Linked DNA regions of Homo sapiens: regions 1, 3 and 4 are each linked to region 2. Evidence: chromatin contacts called from ENCODE Hi-C or POLR2A ChIA-PET data. All regions are on one chromosome and are shown on one strand. The core of a region is the stretch at or near the end of the contact, and the rest is flanking DNA. Distances in the headings are between cores, read along the strand shown. Region 1 has its middle 440 kb from the start of JARID2-DT. Region 2 has its middle 74 kb from the start of LINC01108. Region 3 has its middle 400 kb from the start of JARID2-DT. Region 4 has its middle 470 kb from the start of JARID2-DT.

What was found. A loop is a pair of places that touch in the nucleus more often than their neighbours do. ChIA-PET counts read pairs that join two places held with the same protein, here RNA polymerase II (POLR2A). Pooled maps may share reads with other maps.
Region 1: a loop to region 2 is called in a map of dorsolateral prefrontal cortex, with 3 times the contacts of the local background. The contact joins two enhancer-like sites. A Hi-C loop is called at or near these places in 8 of 168 maps with a recorded cell type or tissue (CD4-positive, alpha-beta T cell, IMR-90, Right ventricle myocardium inferior and 5 more), 2 of 37 single-sample maps with no recorded cell type and 15 of 50 pooled maps. POLR2A ChIA-PET finds 5 or more read pairs at or near these places in 1 of 52 experiments (activated CD4-positive, alpha-beta T cell).
Region 3: a loop to region 2 is called in a map of IMR-90, with 7 times the contacts of the local background. The contact joins two enhancer-like sites. A Hi-C loop is called at or near these places in 2 of 168 maps with a recorded cell type or tissue (CD8-positive, alpha-beta T cell and IMR-90) and 11 of 50 pooled maps. POLR2A ChIA-PET finds 5 or more read pairs at or near these places in 2 of 52 experiments (AG04450 and BJ).
Region 4: a loop to region 2 is called in a map of PC-9, with 23 times the contacts of the local background. The contact joins two enhancer-like sites. A Hi-C loop is called at or near these places in 2 of 168 maps with a recorded cell type or tissue (PC-9 and naive thymus-derived CD4-positive, alpha-beta T cell), 1 of 37 single-sample maps with no recorded cell type and 6 of 50 pooled maps.

The regions. Positions count from the first base shown.
Region 1 is chr6:14,803,532-14,807,260 of GRCh38, forward strand. No RefSeq gene overlaps it. Among named protein-coding and RNA genes, the nearest start is that of JARID2-DT, 440 kb to the right of the region's middle. RefSeq lists an enhancer at 853-1,688 and a silencer at 1,207-1,501. Within about 2 kb of position 1,325, at least 10 of the 41 ENCODE cell types and tissues checked have a DNase peak (open chromatin) inside an H3K27ac peak, as active enhancers do; they include dorsolateral prefrontal cortex, where a contact is called at or near this core.
Region 2 is chr6:14,209,774-14,213,124 of GRCh38, forward strand. No RefSeq gene overlaps it. Among named protein-coding and RNA genes, the nearest start is that of LINC01108, 74 kb to the right of the region's middle. RefSeq lists silencers at 62-111, 1,202-1,641 and an enhancer at 1,892-1,951. Within about 2 kb of position 1,343, at least 30 of the 41 ENCODE cell types and tissues checked have a DNase peak (open chromatin) inside an H3K27ac peak, as active enhancers do; they include PC-9 and dorsolateral prefrontal cortex, where a contact is called at or near this core.
Region 3 is chr6:14,839,620-14,843,281 of GRCh38, forward strand. No RefSeq gene overlaps it. Among named protein-coding and RNA genes, the nearest start is that of JARID2-DT, 400 kb to the right of the region's middle. Within about 2 kb of position 2,317, at least 2 of the 41 ENCODE cell types and tissues checked have a DNase peak (open chromatin) inside an H3K27ac peak, as active enhancers do.
Region 4 is chr6:14,775,352-14,779,042 of GRCh38, forward strand. No RefSeq gene overlaps it. Among named protein-coding and RNA genes, the nearest start is that of JARID2-DT, 470 kb to the right of the region's middle. Within about 2 kb of position 2,285, at least 2 of the 41 ENCODE cell types and tissues checked have a DNase peak (open chromatin) inside an H3K27ac peak, as active enhancers do; they include PC-9, where a contact is called at or near this core.

The DNA.
Region 1 (3,729 bases), core at 75-2,574, 590 kb after region 2:
TGTACAGCAGTTTGGTCACTGCAGAAACATCCACCCTGGCTGGTGGGTAAATACCCCATAAGACAGAAAAATGACTTCCTCCAAGGGACTCCTGATAATTAGACAAGACAGTGGAGAAATTCCTTCCCTGAGCCCCTGATTTCAAGGCCATGGCTACATCCATGATAAGGTATGTTTCTGCTTTGCTTTCTCCAGAGAATCAGGGAGAAATCCCACTCCATCCCACCACTACAGCCCCCGGCTCGTGAGCAGAGCTCACGAGGTGGTGGTACCTTCTCCATCCCCACGCCTGGGGCACAGGGAAGAGCAAGGAAATTCTCAGAACAATGCAGCATAAGACATGATTTCTCCATGGGTCCCAACCTTCCCTTTCATGGGTCTCCAGTCCTGCCTCCCATTCTGCACTCTGCACCCCCATCTTTGCAGAGCCATCCCTAAGTCACACGCACCGTGGAAGAGAGGAGACAGGGTAACAGCACTGTGCCTGCCACCTGACCACAAGCCCAGGCAAAACTGTGGTTTGACCCACATGGGGCGGGCAGATGGCTCTGTTAATGCCTGTGCTTCCCTCGGACCGCTCCAAGCCCTAAGGCATGAGGGAGGATCTGTCAGCACAGGCAGCTCATCCACCCGGCTCTCACCACCCAGTTTCAGCAGGACTGAAAGACCGCGGTGCACTTTTGCTTCCCTGGACACTCAAAAAGCTCAGTGATGTTTATTTTCCTTTGCTCAGTCTCCTCTTTTCACCACCAGGACAGTGTGAAGTCAAAAATCTGTGCTCAGCACAAGACACAGCAGAGAAAGAGGAAGAAACTGGCACAAAATATTTTCTCCAGCGTGCTGCCTGGGGAGCCTGGCTTTGACTTCGACATGTGCTGGAGGTGTGGTGTCCAAAGTAAACCTTTTGAACTGTTTTTTTGGAACCTCCAAAAAGACCTCGCACATCAAAGGGGATCTGATCCCCCATGAGGTGCATAGCAGGCATCGTTAAGCATTTTGCATGAATCAAACACCTTCTGAAAAAGAAAGGAAGCCCAAACTCATAGCACATGGCCAGCCCGTGTCCCCGACCACAGGCAGCCTCGAGCACATGCTCACCACATGGCTTCGCCTGGTTGGGTGGAATCAAACCCTGCAGAGGCACAGGGGCTTCTCCATCACAGGAGCCGCTCTCTGTGCACTCCCAGGCTGGGATACAATGGGGCTGCTTGTTGGAGCAGCCTCACGACCCCGGCCTAGGCCCGCCTCAGGGGAGCCCAGGCAAACTCTGACTCCAGTCACAAGGGGAGCCCTGCTGGGCCGCCCCACCCCAAACGCCGAGGCAGGATGCAATCTGGGGCTGAATACAGAGTCCAGTGTGAGTCCTTGGCACGGCGCCCAGAAAGCCACGCAGCAGCGATGGGCTTGGTGGAGAATTCCAGGCTCTGAAAGAAAGCAGAGCAGGGAACAGAGCCGGAGCCTTGAGCCTCTTCTGTCATCTTCCCTCCTGGAATTCATTCGGCTTACCACAGGCAGCTGCAGCCATGGGCAGAGCATGAGCTCAAACTTCAGAGGCCATGGTTGCCCAGACAGTCCCAGAAACTGATGACACGTGCTTCTCTTGACCTGCCTGAGGAGGAAGGAGCTTTCAGGCCCTTTCCCAACAGCTATGCTACCTGCACAGTGGCAGCCATCCTTTGAGGGCAGAAGGAAGGGATTTAGAAATCACTTGTGCCCTCTCAATAACCTTCAAAGTGCCCGGGAGACACCAAACCTCAGATTTCACTGGAGGTACATACAGCAGTTTTTAAAACAAGATTCTGGGCCGGGCGCGGTGGCTCACACCTGTAATCCCAGCACTTTAGGAGGCCAAGGTGGATGGATCATGAGGTCAGGAGATTGAGACCATCCTGGCCAACATGGTGAAACCCCATCTCTACTGAAATACAAAAAATTAGCCAGGCATGGTGGCGTGCACCTGTAGTCCCAGCTATTTGGGAGGCTGAGGCAGGGGAACTGCTTGAACCCAGGAGGCGGAGGTTGCAGTGAGCCAAGATCAAGCCACTATACTCCAGCCTGGGCGACAGAGTGAGACTCTAAAATTAAAATTTAACATTAAAATTTAAAAAAAAGGTGCTATCATTCCTGACAATTGCCTCTTTAAAAGTCGTCTTCTCTGGTTAGCAAAGTTCTAGGTTCAGGAAAAGAAAAGTGTTTAAAACCACTAATGCAACCTGATTGGTAAGAGTTTTAATTAGCAGTTCCAAAACTGTGCACATTCTGAGCTTTTAATTAATATGCACAATTTCCGTTGCATTTTACTTCAATAAGAGCTATATAAAACCAGTGAGTGGGTGACATTGACATTCCATTCAAAAAAGAACTAGAAGAAGAAGGGGGCAGGAGAGTTGAATTTGGAGGAACAGAGAAGGCAAATGAGTCTCATAATTCTCTAAATTATGCCTTTATAAATAAACATTGTCACCTACACCTCTCATTGGAAGCCCTTCAGCTCATGCCCAATCAACCCCTGGAATCATTTTAACACACTGACACCCTGAACTGTGGGCCCAGACGCTGGGGATGCCAGCCAGATAATCCTCCCCTCATTCCACAAATACGGACTGAGGATGCTACATGCCAGGTACAGGCAGGTACCAAAGATGCCAAGGTGAGAGAGTTGGTCCCCACCCTCCAAGGAGCTCATAGTTTTATAGATGATCACATAAGGAGAAAAACAAAAGCTCTATGTCTAGACCACAGACACCTCAGGGGCAGAAACACTGTCTCATTTATTCTTGTACTGCCGTCATCTAGCCAGGGTCTAAGCAGAGTAGGCAATTATTAAATGTCTGTTGAATGAATACAGGGTGAAAAATGTGTGCCTCCACACATACAGTGGTGCAGCAAAGCAGGGCAGGATCAACCCTGCTTGGTGGGGTAGACCCAGATGACAGTTTCCTGGCATGCTCAAGCAAGGCCACACCAGTAGTTATCCATGGCATCTGTTCTAACTGCTCAGAACCCAATCAGACAGGTTGTTAAATATTTTTATTATCATCTACCTGGAGAAAGGTGAGATCCCAGAGCTGGATCTTAAAGACAAAATGAGAGCCTCTTAAAGTTGGGAAGGACATTCTGAACACAAGGACCAGTGCAGACAACATCAAGGAGACCTGAGCTTTGCCACACAAGTTGGGGATTGGGAAGAGGGAGGTGGGATCCTGCAGAGCCTCATCTCCTGTGCAGGGTTGCTTAGACTTTATCCTGAAGGCCATGAGGGGTCAGCACAAGGCTTTCATCAGGAAGAGCCTTGAACACTCTGATGGAAAAAGAGACAGGTCTGGGAAAAGAAACAGTTGGAGGCTTTAGAAATGGGCAAGTAAAAAAATGTCAGAGTCAGAGGTAAGACATGGGCAGAAGGGATGCATAAATACAGGGATAATTGGGAGGCAGGCTCTCTTTACACAAGATTCAGGAATGTATTGGAAGCGGAGGATAAGAGAAGAGAGCTTGGGCAATGGGGGAGGCTGGGTTCCACTAACATGATAGGAAGCTAACCTGGGTAATGGGGCAAGGGAAGTGATGAGCACTACATGGCAGGTGTTGCTTTTGCCGGGACAGATGGAGCCCCCCCGGGGTAGGCCCTAGGGTTCTCGAGCTCAGGCAGATCTGTCTGGGATTTGCATGGGGTGTCTTCCACAATCTCATGAAAACACACATCACACACACACACACACACACACACCC
Region 2 (3,351 bases), core at 93-2,592:
TCAAAAAAAAGGAAGTAAGGGAAGTAAGTAACTCAGCTGGCAGGGTCTGAATCAGAGTGGATCACTTTCTCTGAGCTGCCCTGGCACAGCCCAATTGTACCTATGTCTCAGGCATGGTCCCCAGTGTCAGCAGACACACTGATCCTGGTGGAGGGAAGTGCACATCGTGCAAGGCATTCCCATAAGCCACCGGACAGGTGTTCAACTGCCCTCTGGGTAGCCTGACCCTGAATGAGTTTAAATAGAAACAAATAAAACCTAGGATCAGAAGGTTCTTATATTGTACTTAAAGTGGTTAGCATTTGTAGTAGGTTATCAAAGAATATTGTACAACATCTTTCCCTAGGGAACTTTAAGAATAGGATGGCTAGATCCTGCAGTCTGAGATATTTTTGTCTCTATAATAACACCTTAGCACGGTATCACAGCTTATAGTACGTGCCTCGAGGCCAGGCATGGATTAGATACCCTTCTGAGGCCATCTGCTCCCTGGATTTGTTTCAAAGGAATGAAACACGAGGTGGAAAGGGAGAGAGATAGAGAGCTAGAGAGAGAGGAGAGAAAGAGAGACCGATCCACGGACCCTATTAACAGGGTGAAATCTGCCTAAACTAGGAAGCCAGAGGAGTAAGACCCTGATGGAAACCACGCTTGCCTGTCGGTCCTGATTTTGCCCCAGTCCTTCAATACGCCTCTCACGGTTTGTGCTACGGTCTTCTGTGCGTTCAGGGGTGGGCTGGTTTATGTCAACATAGTGGGTTTACTGTAAAAATCATTATTGGTACTTTTGGATGTGGCTTTTCTATTTAAAATAATTAAAACCAACGAAGCTTTTTCTTTCTGACCCAATTCCTGGCTGTCCTCTGCTTTGGTGTCTTCAGGCCAACCCTGGGCTCTGGGAAGCTCTAAGGATGGAGCCTGTCTCCTCCACCTGCTACACGCAGGGCAAGAGGGCCAATGCGCACCCCGCCACGGCCAGGAGCCTCATTATTCTTTTTGTTTTAATTCCCCTGTGTGGATCCAAATGGCAGTCCCAGGCCCATGGATAAGCAACAAGTGGCTGGAGGAGGGACAAATCGGGCTCTCCGCGTCGCTCCCCGCCTGCTTCCTACCCGCGCCGCCGCCCACTGCCCCGTACAGGGGTCGCAGCCGTGGAGCGTGGGAATGGGACAGTCCCATTTTACAGCTCTCGTTCATCCCGCCTGCGGCAGGCGGCTCCTGACAGGGAAGAGCAAGCTTTCTGGACTTCCCCACCCGCGGTCCCACCGGGCCCGTGGCGCGCCCACGCCTCCTCCCGGGCCCCTTACCTCCCGCGCGCGGCGGGCGCACGCACCACCTGACTCGCGTTCTCATTGGCTGCTGCCTGTTGCTAACCCACGTGACCGGAGCCGCGCGCCCCGCCCCCGCGGGCTCCCGCTCGGCCGGCGCGTTCCTGCGGGCGTTCGCTGGCCGGCGTCGGGCTCCGAGCCGCGGGTCGCTCGCCTCGCCGGCTTCGCCCCGCCGCGCCGCTGCCGCCGATGCCCACAAGGTGGCAGTGCCGCGCTGCGTGTCCCGTCGCCCGGGTCCGCGCGAGCCGCGCCAGGCGGCCGGTGCCAGCGCAGCCTCCCGCAAAAGTTTCCCTGCTCCGGAACGGACCGGGGCATCGCACTCTCCTGGCGGGCTGGTGACAGTCCTCCCGTTCTCGGGTTGCCTCGGGGCGATTTGCACTTCACAGCCCCGCTGGCGTCTCCTGGCGTCCCGAACTTGGGGCCTGTCACTGAGGCAAGTCGATGTTTTCAGGAGTGTTTTGTTTTGTTTTGTTTTAGGATCTGTACGCTAATAATTGATCCTAAAGAGGCAGGCAGACACCCCGACAGCGACACCTCGTCTCTCTTCTGGGCGTCCGGCTGAGCTTGCCTCACTGCAGAAGCAACCGATAGCTTCCCTTTGCGCTGGTGGAAGACACAAGCCAGCAGCCCTTCGGAGGGGCCTCCCCGCACGCGCCTCTTGGGATCCTGACTTGCTTAGGAAGAGGAGGGCACGGGGAGCCTCCTGCTCTGCAGCTGTCCCCAGGATGCCCTTAATTCCCGGGACAGGAGAGATAAGCTCGTCTGACCTCAGTTGACCTCGCCGCAGGCGCCAGGCGTCCTCATTTACTGCGAGGCATTGGGGAGTCTACTTTTCTCTCTGCTCCCTGGGATTTTTTTCCTTACGTCACTTTTTTCCTTGTTGGCTTGTAGCTGGTCTGATGTCCCCTTACTGCTATCTAAACCGCCCCCCTCTACTCCCTGCTCCCACCTAGGCACGCGTTTGCCACTCTCCATTTTTCCTTTAAAGAAAACGTTCTGAGAGCCCTTTGAACCCAGCTGACCCTGGGAAAGGGCAGGTCCGTGGATGTGAAGGCAAGTCCAGCAACTGGGGCTGCACTTACCTACATGTGAAAAGGAAAGAGAAACACACCTTGCCTGCCCATTGTCTACACCACGAAGCCCGGATTCCATTCCCTGGTAGTCAGGCCTTTCACACTGGGCTGCCCTCCAGGTAATATCCAAAGATGCCCCCAGCCTACTCCAGCCCCTAACAGGACACTCAAAGGGACTCTGTGTTCGTGACTGCTGGAATTTCTGCTGAGACCCCAACACAGAACAATATATGGGTCAAACAACTCCCACCCCCATTCTCAAGTGAGGTATAGACCCTCTCTGGGGTGTTGTTAAGGGACCGACACCAGCCTCGCCTTGGGGTGATACGATAGGAGGCTAAGGATGCAGGAGAGGCCAGCAGTGGGTCTTTCTTTTTAGAGAGGTGTCTATATGTTTTGCTTCTCCACCTACCTCAAGATAAATGACTTGGGCTCCAGAGAACTCCCTGAAGAGCTTTAGGTGTCTCCTGGAGTTTGGGAGGTGTAAGGACAGATGCAACCTGCAAAGCAGACGGCTGTTTGCAGTGGCGAGAGAAGGAGGTATTTGGAGCCACCTCTTCTTCCAAGAGCCAGTGAGTTATACATGCACTAAGTCTCCCTAGAGGCAGGGTGGACCCACATCCCCCCACAGGGGCGAGGTGAGCAGCACATGCCAGGACCTGAGGGTGACGAGTGAGTGCCAGCTAACAGGGGCTACCCATGTCCCAGAGCTGCAGCTGGTGAACTGGCAACAACAGGGGAAGAGGATTGAGAAAACCCAGAAAAGCATCCGCAGAAGAGCCAGCATGTGCACATCTGCCACTCCCAAGGGCACCAACCCCAAATGCAGCTGAATCCTCCTTGAAGAGCTTTGTTCTTTGGGCCCTGAGAAACCTGCTATGGCCTGAATGTTGATGTCCCCCCAGAATTTGTTTGTGAACGCTAATACCCAATATGACAGTATTAAGAGG
Region 3 (3,662 bases), core at 1,067-3,566, 630 kb after region 2:
TCATTGTTTTATTTTATGCCCAACTCAAACTGAGGCAGCCTATAAACTAACACAGAATAGACTTAATCTCTGTGCCAACACTGTAGCTCAGTAATGGTATACATACAGTCAGAAAGTGGAAAGCATTAGCTTAATTTTTTTGACGTCGGGCTTCAGTTTAGCTAATGCCATTGAATTGACAGACCACCTCTTCAAACCTGTCTAAAGTTATTAAACTAATGGTTTCTATAATGTAACATAAAGTTATTCCCTCCTTCTCTCCGTTTAGAATGATATTCTAAATACAGATGGAGTCTCTGAACACTTGGTTTCTCCCTAAGTGATGCATGGAGGACGGATGAAGGAAAATTGAAACACTTTTCTGCTATGTTACCTTTTCAACCCATTTGTTTACTTATCGACCACTTATGGGTTACAAAGAAAATACACCACGATTTATTGCTTGGAAAGATGATGCAGAGAATTTGAGAGAGAATCACTAATAAATTGATGGAGAAGTGCTTTGTTAATATAGAGTGCTATTGAAATGCATAATGAGGAATGGCCTCTCCAAGGACACTCGCCCAAGAAGAGGCTAGAACTCTGGATGCTCACTCTTCATCTAACAGATCCTGGCATACAAAGCCTGAATACAGCATGTCTTTAACCCCACTTAGGTATTGCCAGAAGGAGTCTCCACTTCTTTCTACCCAGTAGTCTGCATTCAGTTAAGAAAGTACAACAAGAAACAGGGCAGTGCTTCTCAAGGTTTCGTGTACAACAAATCACCTATAATCTTGTTAAAAAGAGAGTTGTGGGCCGGACGCGGTGGCTCACGCCTGTAATCCCAGCACTTTGGGAGGCCGAGGCAGGAGGATCACGAGGTCAGGAAATCGAGACCATCCTGGCTAACACGGTGAAACCCCGTCTCTACTAAAAATACAAAAAAAAAAAAAATTAGCCGGCGTGGTGGCGGGCGCCTGTAGTCCCAGCTACTTTGGAGGCTGAGGCAGGAGAATGGTGTGAACCTGGGAGGCGGAGCTTGCAGTGAGCAGAGATTGCGCCACTGCACTCCAGCCTGGGCGACAGACCGAGACTCCGTCTCAGAAAAAAAAAAAAAAAAAAAAAAAAGAGTTGTGATTCAGTAAGTCTGGGGTGGGGCCTAAGATGTTGCATTACTGATAAGCTTTCAGGTGATGCCGGTGCTGCTGGTCTAAAATTTTGCTCCAACCTAGAGCATATGGAGAGATGCCTAGATTCCTGCAGTAAGCAGGATTTCAATATGCTGGCAAAGACCATCTCTCAAGGAAGTTAACGTTGTGTTTTTGGTTTGGGGTTTTGTTTGTTTTGTTTTGTTTTGTTCTGTTTTTAGTGTTTAAGACACAAATCAAGAGCTTCCAGTTCGGGGTGCCTAACAGGCAACAGGAGATGTAGAATTGGACTTGAGACAAGAGAGTAGGGCTGTGGATGGTTTGGGGAACCATCAACAAAATGTGTAGATAATTCCATAGATAGACTCATAGACAAATAGATGAAATATATGGAAGAGACCTCAGACTTCTCAGTCCAGGGCACATTCTCATGTTGGTTCATGCAAAACTCCATTTTTGATTTTTAAAAAGAAATTCTTTAACTTATTTATTCATTCATTCCCTTTTATCTCCATCCTCCCCACTACAAGCCATTTTCTAATGTGTTTGATGTGTATCCTTCTATTTCGTTAATTTTTCTTATATATAATATTTCATGTGCACTTTTTAATTTTTTATTCAGGTATAACATGGATACAGTAAAGCAAAATAACCTTAAGTATGCAGCTTGTTGAATTTACATGTATGTATACACCTATGTAAATAGCACTCAAACCATGAGCTAGAATATTTTCTGCAGCTCTGTGTTTTTTTGTTTTTGTTTTCTTGAGGAGGAGTTTTGCTTTTGTTGCTCAGGCTGGAGTGCAATGGTGCGATCTTGGCTCACTGCAACCTCCGCTTCCCAAGTTCAAGCAATTCTCCTGCCTCAGCCTCCCGAGTAGCTGGGACTACAGGCACCTGCCACCACGTCTAGGTAATTTTTGTATTTTTTTTTTTCTAGTAGAGATGGGGTTTCATCATGTTGGCCTGGCTGGTCTTGAGATGGAGTTTGGCTCTGTTGCCCAGGCTGAAGTGCAGTGGTGCAATCTAGGCTCACTGCAACCTCTCTGCCTCCTGGGTCCAAGTGATTCTCCTGCCTCAGCCTCCCGAGTAGCTGGCATTACAGGCATGTGTCATCACACCCAGCTAATTTTTCTATTTTTAGTAGAGATGAGGTTTCACCATGTTGGCCAAGCTGTTCTCAAACTCTTGACCTCAAGCAATCCGCCCACCTTGCCCTCCCAAAGTGCTAGGATTACAGGCGTGAGCCACCACACCCACACCCGACCCGCTGTGCATGTTTTAAATTTACGTAAGTGACATTGTGCAAAAGAGAGCATTATGTTTCTTACCTCATCCCACGAAACAATGTTTTCGAGGTTGATGTGTGCTGCTGTGTTTACATGCTATTCATTCCAGTTGCTTCCGATTGCTTCATGGTGTCCCTATTATACATCTGCCACATTTCATTTGACATTCCTCAGTGAAGGATGTTCAAATTGCTTCCAACTCTCTTTTCCACAAATAACACTGGAATGAACATCCTCATTCATGTTCTTTTATAGACCCATAGGAGATTTTTTTTTCTGTGATTTATAAGTAGGAAAGTGAGTACTGAGTCATAGAGTGTACACATACTTATTTTAACTAAGAATTGCCAGATTGCCTTCCAGAAAGGCTCTACCCATCTGCACTCACAAATACTTTATTCTGTAGTCAAATTTATGTTTCCTTTTAATTTGCACTGTGTTAAGCTGGACTCAAGGCAACTAGGTTTTATTAGGGTTACATTTAGATTGTGCCTATGAATGGCAATTCATTCAACCTCTTAAAAACTCTTTACTGAGCACCCACGATACACTAGGTACTCTTCTGGGTGCTGGAAATATAGCTGTGAAGAAGATAAAATCTCAACCCACATAGAATTTATTTTCCAGTAATTAAAACCATCCAGTGAATAAGATCACTTAGGAAGAGAGAATAGAGTGAGTAGGAAACAAAACCAAGGATGGAATTCCAAAAAAAAAAAAGATTAAAGGGTTGAGAAACAATGGACATGGTGGCTCTTGCCTGTAATCCCAACACGTTGGGAGGCCGAGACAGGAGGATCACTTGAGCACAGGAGTTCAAGACCAGCCTGGGCAACACAGTGAGACTTTGACAAAAAATGCAAAAAAGGCCAGGCATGGTGGCTCATGCCTGTAATCCCAGCACTTTGGGAGGCCGAGGCAGGCAGATCACCTGAAGTCAGGAGTCCGAGACCAGCCTGGCCAACATGATGAAACCCCGTCTCTACTAAAAATACAAAAAATTAGCTGGGTGTGGTGGCAGGCATCTGTAATCCCAGCTACTTGGGAGGCTGAGGCAGGACAATCGCTTGAACCCAGAAGGTGGAGGTTGCACTAAGCCAAGATTGCACTACTGCACTCCAGCCTGGGTAACAAAAGCAAAACTCCATCCAAAAAAAAAAAAAAAATTAGCAAGGCATGGTGGCATGTACCTTGTGGTCCTAGCTACTCAGGAGACTGAGGTGGGAGGATGGATTGAGCCCAG
Region 4 (3,691 bases), core at 1,035-3,534, 570 kb after region 2:
CCTTCCCTCTGCAAATTCCACCCCTCTTAACCAGGAAAGGAGTTCTGCACCTTGGATTCCCACTTGCTTCTTACAAATGCCTCAACTTTGGTGGGACTGAGTGGAGGTTTGAGGCATGAGCAGAGTAGGGATGAGCTCCAGTTCTGTAAATGAAAACAACATTGGGTGCCCAATTCCAATTTAATATCTTAATTTACTCTAAGAGCACTCTGGCTAACTCCCAACTGGTTTATTTGGAAATTGCAAAGAACACCTTGCCAAGTCAAGCATTAATTTCCCTTGGAAACACCACAATGTAATCTCATGTGAAGAAAGAATATCCCTAGAGTCTCTGTGACTTTGACCATCCCCCTTCATGAGCTGTGGCATGATAGTATGACGGAGCTGTTTACTCTTTCCTGGGCCTGATACAACCTGTGACAGTCATCACACTAGCTATAAGTGACTCTCTTTCTGCCATCTCCAGCTCTCATTAAGTTTTTTTCTGGTTTGTTTTGTATAGATGCCAGAGTCTTTGAATAGATAGGGTGAGTGTGAAGAAGCAAGGACAGTTTATCCTACCAGAATCCCTTTCCTGACCCTTGGATCACAATTGAAACTTGTGATTGTCTTAGTCCATTTTCTGCTGCTATAAAAATATACCACAAACTGCATAATTTACAAAGAAAATAGATTTATTTCTCAGAGTTCTTAAGACTGGTAAGTCCAAGAGCATGGTGCTGACATCTGGTAGGGATCATTCTATTGTGAAAAGCATCACATGATGAACAAGCATATGAGATGGGAGAGAGGAAATCAGGCCAAGCTCATCCTTTTCTCGGGAGCCACTCCCACAATAACTAACCCAGTCTTATGATACCTGCACCAACCCACTGATGAAGACAGAGCCCTCATGAGCGAATCACCTCTTAGAGACCTCACCTCCCAATAATGTTACATTGACAACTAAATTTCAACAAGAGTTTTGACAGGGACATTCAAACCACAGCAGTGATCCAAACCTTTCTTTCTCCGTGCCAGTCCAAGATCAACCTAAAAAAAGACTACCTGTCCTGTAGATACATTTCGTTGGGTTTAGAGAGCTGGTGGTGGGAGTACAAACCACTGCACAGTCCGAGTTATCAAAATGAGGTTTAGTTGTAGGGGAAGTGGATTGTTGACAGTCTTATCAAATTCCCAGGCATTTGCCTGTAAAATGAGATCACTCTAAACCTGGAGAACATTTCACTTGCAGAAGACATTACTCCCCCATTCATTTGTAACTATTTTGTGTCCTGTGCCTTCTATTGGAACTTTTCTCCCTGCCTTTCCCCTTCCTTCAATCAGTGATTCCCACCTAACCTGCAATATTCAAAACCATTCCTGATTGAGAACCACTGTTAGAAACACAACATCAAACTGTAAAATTTACAGTGACATTCAGCTGGATTTTAAAAACCAACTCCTTCAGGGCCCTTTCTATGTCCCTGTTTTCACAACAGAATTTATCACTTTCTTCCCTAAATCTCTGTGTGGTGTTCCTGGGCAAACACATCCATCATACCCAATTAGGCAAAAACAGACAAGAAAATCCAATTCTCTCCTCTTTCCTTCCTCCTTTATACTGAACTGCGACTAAAAGCAGCACTCACTATTAGTGATACTAATTTGGTACTTAATTATCCTCAGGCTTCTGTCTTCCCCTAAATCTGTTCACCCTTTACCTCTGCACTTTGTCACCAATAACTGACTAGAAGCTCCATATGAAAGACCCGTACCTGGGCCAGGCGCAGCGGCTCACGCCTGTAATCCCAGCACTTTGGGAGGCCGAGGCAGGTGGATCACCTGAGGTCGGGAGTTCGAGACCAGCCTGACCAACATGGAGAAACCCCATCTCTACTAAAAATACAAAATTAGCCGGGCATGGCGGTGCATGCCTGTAATCCCAGCTACTCAGAAGGCTGAGGCAGGGGAATCACTTGAACCTGGAGGCGGAGGTTGCGGTGAGCCGAGATCGTGCCACTGCACTCCAGCCTGGGCAACAAGGGCAAAATTCCGTCTAAAAAAAAAAAAAAAAAAGAAAAAAAGAAAGACTCATACCTGCTCGATTCCTCCTGGTCTCTCCCGACACAGTGGTACAGACTTAATAGCTCTCAGTACCTATTGGGGTGAACTAACTAGCTGACTCCACTTCTGACACTTCCATACAGATCTGGGGAGTGACGGCAAACCTCCACTTCAAACCTGGTTTCTTGAGCAAGCCATTTTATTTATGGACAGGACACCAGGGGCACAGTGAGTGTTTACATGTGTATTTTAAGTCAGCATGACTGTGCGATTCCTGTATCTCCTGGGTGTTGCCTTTTCTCTTTAAAGACGGCATTCCTGCTTCACATTTTACTGTCACGTAAGACATACTCTAGCCTCTATAATGGGTGCCGAGAAGTGGATATTGTAGCCCCAAGGGTTTTTAAGCCCCCTGATGAACACATCATTACGCATTCACAACGGTAAAGTGCATTGTTAGGTTTTCAGCAGCCTGCAAGAGAGACCCTGCTGAGCAGGATGGAGAAAGTTGCGGCAATTAATTGGTAGAGTTGAATTGTTAACATTCTCTCAGTGTTCCCAGCACAGGGCTCTTGACTGGCTTGCTGGAGAAAATAACTGGGGGTGGGAGAGAATGAAGGGTGGAGTAGAGGAGAAACAAACTCTCATTAAAACCCCAATCAAGCCATTTTAGCACTTTTTTTTTTTCCACAAGGCATTTCCTTTGAATCTAGAATGCTATACTTGTTGAACGCTATTATCATAACAAATCGCTGCTCTTTCCTAAAACTTGAAATTATTTGCTTTCCTTGGGAGATTTTTGTGTAGGGTGTGTATTGGGAAGCTCATATGCTGGATTCCCAAGAGGATATATGTTTGCACTACAGTCTCTGACAATATGCAATTCTGTACAGGTACACACATATGTAGGTATATTGTGATACCAAGACAAGTGTGCTATAACAGAACAGGGACTCCTATCATAACATGTTCCAAGTTGTGTCCATTTCTTTCTCCTCTTTGGAGTATTGGGCTGAAAGAGAAATGGGTATTTCTCAAAAATGATCTGGCGAGTGCCCAGAAAACCTTTTCGCATATAAAGGTTGCTGTCATAGTGGACGCTGGTGACAGTGCGTGCACAGGTCTTCTTTCCAGAGCTCCCTTCCACTCCTGCCTTGGTCACAGGGAGCTCCCGGTAGCCATGCCTGTTCAACACGGCCCCATACTCCGAGCCATGTTGACTGGGACCAGAGTGAGCACCAGACGCGTGCCAGACCAGTGAGAATCTCAAATTCCAGACCCCAGGACTTTGGAATAGCAAGAGGTAGACACTAAGGTGTGTGTTTTCTATCAGATAGACTGAGGGGCAGATAAAGTCATCCAGCTAAGAGAAGAAAGGAGAATAATACAAAAACAGATAGAAAAGGGAGATGGAGAGAGAGTGCTGCCTACGTGCCCAATGGAGCATCCTGTCTCTAGGGCTGACCTGTCCAGCTGACGTCCGCATTCATGGATTAAGGACCTTTCCGCTGATGTTCAGGAATGAAAAAGAAAAGCCAGGAAAGAAAATCCCCACTGAGAATCCTAAGAAGTAAATCTTCATCTTGAAGAGAAACATTCCTATGCCTCCTACATTATTTCTACCTCCTCCAGCAGCAAATTTCTA